Linked DNA regions of Homo sapiens: region 2 is linked to region 1. A link is a contact called in ENCODE Hi-C or POLR2A ChIA-PET data. All regions are on one chromosome and are shown on one strand. Each heading gives the region's core, a stretch centred on a gene start or an enhancer-like site at or near the end of the contact. The rest is flanking DNA. Distances are from core to core; before and after follow the strand shown.

Evidence for each region. A loop is a pair of places that touch in the nucleus more often than their neighbours do. ChIA-PET counts read pairs that join two places held with the same protein, here RNA polymerase II (POLR2A). Pooled maps may share reads with other maps.
Region 2: a map of right cardiac atrium shows a loop between it and region 1 (1.8-fold over the local background). The contact joins two enhancer-like sites. A Hi-C loop is called at or near these places in 20 of 168 maps with a recorded cell type or tissue (B cell, CD4-positive, alpha-beta T cell, CD8-positive, alpha-beta T cell and 16 more), 12 of 37 single-sample maps with no recorded cell type and 23 of 50 pooled maps. POLR2A ChIA-PET finds 5 or more read pairs at or near these places in 9 of 52 experiments (B cell, CD4-positive, alpha-beta T cell, CD4-positive, alpha-beta memory T cell and 6 more).

What each region holds. Positions count from the first base shown.
Region 1 is chr14:68,770,591-68,773,290 of GRCh38, reverse strand. No RefSeq gene overlaps it. Among named protein-coding and RNA genes, the nearest start is that of ZFP36L1, 21 kb to the left of the region's middle. Within about 2 kb of position 1,415, at least 13 of the 41 ENCODE cell types and tissues checked have a DNase peak (open chromatin) inside an H3K27ac peak, as active enhancers do; they include heart left ventricle and sigmoid colon, where a contact is called at or near this core.
Region 2 is chr14:68,391,484-68,394,223 of GRCh38, reverse strand. All of the region lies in intron 8 of RAD51B (RAD51 paralog B), which reads right to left. Among named protein-coding and RNA genes, the nearest start is that of RAD51B-AS1, 290 kb to the left of the region's middle. Within about 2 kb of position 1,368, at least 24 of the 41 ENCODE cell types and tissues checked have a DNase peak (open chromatin) inside an H3K27ac peak, as active enhancers do; they include heart left ventricle and sigmoid colon, where a contact is called at or near this core.

The sequences.
Region 1 (2,700 bases), core at 166-2,665:
ATACTTTTAGAATTTTCCAGCCATTCTATTCAAGGCATCAACCCCAATTCCCCTTCTGTACATCCTCAATGAGTGACAGCTTACCTCCTCCAGCCCATACAGCCCTCCCCTCCCCACATAGGGCCAGTGTCTTAGCATCTTCCTCCCCGCCAACCACCGACTCTGGGTGGTGGGTGCCCAGTGTTGAGTCAGGGAACTTGGGAAGCTGCAGGGTTAACAGGCCCATCATCCCCTGCTGTTAATTTCACTAGAAGCACTGTTAGGGGAGAGCAATCTTACGGTGCCTATCTACCTACTATGCAGCAGGAAGTACATTTTGAAGATTAGTATTTTTTATCTTTCAAAACAACGCAAAGAAATTTTTGCTTGTCGCAGGTGTTTTCAGAGACAGCCCTGAATCTTCTAGAGATGTCTCCTCAGCAGGCTGTGGGTTTCATTGCTGAAATACAACCCTCATTATCTGAAAAGCTCATTGGGTATCTACCATATGTCCCAGGACAATGTGCCACGCTGGTGTTTTTCTCATGTATTATTAGATAACTTTCCTCATCTTTACATTGCTGTTAGGTTACACCCTCCTTGAAGCTCTTGTAGTAAATAATAGCACGTACCTACTATGTGCCAAGAGTGGGGCTCAGACAAGTGTCAGGCAAGCGAGGGGCCTAGTGTACAAAATTTAAGGAGGCATTCAGCTGCTGACCCTGAGACTGAGTGCCTGGTCCTTTGTGAGTGCCGCTGTCACCCTGGTCCCACCCTGGCCAGGTTCTTTTTTATTATTTTATTTTATTATTTCTTTTTTAGAGACAGGGTATCCCTATGTTGCCAGGGCTGGTTTCAAACTCTGGGTTCAAGCGATCCACCCACCTTGGCCTCCCAAAGTGCTGGGATTACAGGTGTGAGCCACCTCACCCAGTCTACCCTGGCTAGGTTCTTTACATATATATATATATCCTATTATCTTCACAATGGTCTCATTTTACAGATGGGCAAGACCTGAAGCATATGCTGGTTAAGAAGCTTGCCCAAGGTCACACAGCTGGTTCCAGCAACCTGCTGGTGAACACTGACATTATGGTATTTGGATTTACAACAGCCCTGAGAAGTAATTGGTCCTATATAATATTGGTTCATGAGCACTGATTGCTCGATTTTCAGGCATTTTGGAAATCAGCGGTTAAACACAGCCATTATTAAAGATGAAATTATATAAGCTTAATCAATTGTATTAAAAACAAATGTAATAACTACCCCAAACTCATCATTTCCTAGTTCTCCTGTGTTCCCTGTCCAAGGGCAAGGCAGAGTGGCTGCTGCTTTGGAGCAAAAAAAAAATCCCTTCTCTGTAGGGCAGGCAGAGGCAGGCTCCTCCCTGCACCAGCCGGAAGCCACTTCTTCCTGTCATTCTCCAGTGCGGATACACTGTAGGAAATGGCCACCAAGGCCGCAAGCAAGAAAAACACCCGCTTCCCATGCTCCCAACATGGGCGGTAGAAAGCGGTAGAAAGCTCCAGGCTGCAGCTCCCCGAGACCTCTCCCTGGGTTCGAGGAGAAACAGACTTTCCACTGAAGTGACACGCTGTAACCCACAGTTTGAATGTTTGGATGGGAGGAGCTTTCACCCTGAGGCTGGAGAAGCAGCCGGTCTACAAGAGAGAACTAGGCTTTGGGTACCTGAGAGGCCTGGGTTTGAATCTTGCCTCTGCCTGGGTGGCCTCGGTCAAGGCATTGAACTTCTCCTTGCCACGCTGGGTGGCCTCGGTCAAGACATTTTGCCACACTGGTTGGCCTTGGTCAAGGCATTTAACTTCTGCTTGCCTTAGTTTTTCCAGCTGTAAAACGGGAGAATACCCACCTTATGGACTCTTATGGAGTTGTTGTTGAAAAATCAAAGACATTGTGTAGAAAGCATTCTAAGACATACATGATGGAAGGCGTGGAATAAATGTGAAATGAGTGAATACCAATAACAGTTATGTGCCAGCCACCATGCTAGGCAAGGAGGATTCCAATGTGAGTGGACAGGAGTGCTGACTCCAGGACTCTCAGTGCAGAGAGGCAGGGAAACAGAGAAGGTGATGGTGGGAGGGCTGGTGCTTTGGTAGCAGCGTGGGGAAAGAGCAGGGAGCACCGGGGTGGGTTCTAACTTACCCTGCCCAGCCACTCTCAGAACAAGCATTTCCTGAGATCTACTATGTGTCTGTGGATATTACCCGGGGTGCAGCTATGACTATGACACAGTCCCTTTTCTTTCAGAAACAGCACTAACAGGCATGAAAGGTGAAATGATTACACAGGCAAGAAAACGCTTAAAGATCAAGGTAGAAGAAATTATAGAGCGAGGAATGTAGTGCCGGACCACTGGAGAGGGCTAAGTAGACAGGGAGGGGCCTCCATTCAGACTTGCTAGAGAGGCTGGCAGGTGAGGGTCCTCTGGGAAGGCCTGCAGTTCTTCTCTGGCTTGTTTTAGCAAAGTGGAGGAGAGGGGAGCGGCAGGGCTGGAGTTTGCCTTCTGCTGTGGTGACGATGCTCTGAGTGTCCAGCTGCTCTTCCCATCCTTGCTGCCGCTGGACTGCCTCTCTCCCTGCCACAGCTTGAGCCCAGGGCTGAAGCACCGCTGGACCTGTCTCCACGGGACCCTGAGGCCAAGCCAGAACACTAACTTGCCACAGTGTCCCTAATCACACTGATTTGGTGTGCTGC
Region 2 (2,740 bases), core at 119-2,618, 380 kb after region 1:
GAAGCAGCGATTACAAAGAGGCTCATAAACTTTAGGGGACAAAGATGCAATCACTGTAATTTCCTTAACTTAACTTTGATCAGAGAAATTATCATTCCAAATGACATCTTGACCTCTCCCTACACCTGCAGAAGATGTTGATAAAATTCAGCCCTGCTCCTGCCGACTAAAGAGGGAGCCACCTTCTGCCTGGCTCACTGTTCAGTCAGCCCACAGAGACTGCACAAGTTCAAAACAAAATTCCCCCAGTTCTTCTCTTCCTCTGTCTTCTTCCCTGGCCCTAAAAATGAGAAAGACCTGAATTTGGGGCAGACGGTCTTTCAAACAGTGGGGCAGGAGTTTGCAGAAACAGATCCCTCATCAGAACAATCTTTTGGAAACATTCCCACACATTTCAGGGCCCCAAAAACATCACCCTCTGTGAGAGTAAAGGAAGTTAAAAGGGGGCCCTAAATATATTTAGTGACCTGGCAAGTTCACCTTTACCTGGGGCTAGGCCTCCATTGCCATGTCAAAGAGCCACCAAGCCCCACGTTTTGCACTGTAGATGCATCTGAGTCACTGAGAAAATTCCCATGGAGCGGCTCAATAAAAAAAGATCAACCATGATAAAGACCTTGCCTTTTATTTCCCTGCTTCAACCAAATTGCTCCCCAGGCGCTTTAGATTTAGAAGCTCTACTAATCAACCTTATAAACAGCAGCCCAGCCACTGCATAGAAATTACTTTGTATAGCTCCTAAGCGAAATTACCCCAGGGGATAGAAGATGCCCAAGGCTTTAACAATCACACCATAACACAGCCTCAGTATGAGAATAGAGGACAAGCACACTTTGACATCCCAATTGAAACTCCGGGCTGAATCCGACATAGAAGAATGTAATTACCTTTCCTAGTTTGACGGTGCACTGAAGAAACTGGAGAAGCGGAATACCTATTAGGTTCCCACTAATCCTCCTCCTAAATTCAAAGCAGGGCTAGTCCCTGGAATTCATTTCTGAGTATCCTTACTCTCTGCTATTGTTAAATAGCTCAATTGATAAGTCCTTCCAGCTAATAATGTTTTCCACGGAGCTCACCCCCTCCTCTTTCCCAGCAGCTCAAAGCACTTTACAAATATCACCTCATTATTCTTTATAACACTCAAGTGAGCCTGATAGGTGGAAAGGTTAATTATCTTCTCCTTCCCAATAGGGGAAATAGACAAAGGAAGGAGAAGTGACTCGCTGAAGCCAGCAAAGCAGAGGCAGAACTGGAACTAAAACTCAGCCATTCTCCTGACTCCAAACACACACATGTCCTATGTCAGCTTGTAAAGCTGTTCTGCTGACAGGGCAGGATTTTCTCGGCGTGGGCTGTGTTGTAATCAACAGGTCTGCAGAACTGGGGCACCAGGCTGGAGGGGAAAGGGCATGAGTCGAAATGGGGAGGCCCCACTCAAACAGCCTTCACTAGTATGGACCAGTTTCTTTACCTCCGAATCTCAGTGTCCTCCTCGGAAAAGGAGGTGTGTAGATTATAGGATCTTTCAGGTTCCTCCCAGCTCTTAGGTAATTGGTGAAGTGAGAGTTTCAAAAGAGGGTTCTATTATTCACCAGCCCCTTGTGATCACGTGGGCCTCATTCCTCTTGTAAGCCTGAAATAGCATCTTTGTTTATAGAGTGCCCTATGTCATCCACTGTCCACCCAGTGGGGATCAAATCATTCAGTTCAAAGTGGCAAATGGGAGAGAGAGTCCTATAGGGCATCAAGGCCAAGCACTAAAGAGATATGGAGACAGGCAGGGAGCAGGAAGACAGAAGACTAGAAGGGTCATAAAAGGAAGAATTGGCAAACAACATCTTGAGCTGTGCCTTGGTCCTCACCAGGGCACCCCCTACATTCCAAGGAACCTATGACAAGCCTTCCGAAGCATAAGAAGATTCCAAAAAAACAGGGTTTGCTTGGGTTTTTCTAAATACAGGATTTACTTGCCAACCCCAAAACCCAAGTGAACAATGCCCCAATGTACCCTGTAGTGGTGGTTTTCCATTTAAACAGAATTTGATTTTAATGAAATAACATTGATGTACCTTCCTCAAGTTAATTAAAACCAGATTATACAGGTGGTGCCATAGTTTGTAATTTGTATTGCTTGAGCCAGATAAACCTGAGCCTTTAGAAAACCTGTAGTATTTCATCTCTCTGATTTTCTACACTTTCTCTTCCTAAATGATGCTTTGCTACTCCTCATTTGCCATAAAGTGAGTTGGAGAGAGAGGACATTTAGTAAAACCAACATTTATTTGTAGGGGAAGCAGCCCCCGCAACCAGAATAATGACCTTGGAAATGGTTTTGTGTGATGGGGCGATTGCAGTGACTGGATATAAAGGACTGACTGTGCAGCTGCCAGAAAGAAACACATTTTTGTAATATCTGAGTTGTTTCTATTGGCCTGGTCTGCCTTGCATTCACCATGGGAACTGAGTCAACAAGTTTGCTTGCTTTTCTTTCATACAGAGCATTTTTTTTCCACATACAGGGTAAAAGGAATAAAGAATAGATATCCCCTGAAAGTCAAAGGCTTCATGATAAAAAAAAAATGGGTATAATGTTATTATTTATCTCCAAGTCCAGTTGTAAAGGCAACTGGTTGTAAGCTCTATTCCATCTGCTCTCTCTGAGGACCTCAGCCTGCCCTTGTGGAACCTTCTTTCTGGGAAGTTAAAGAATTTCCAGGATTAGCTCAAGTCCTGAGGC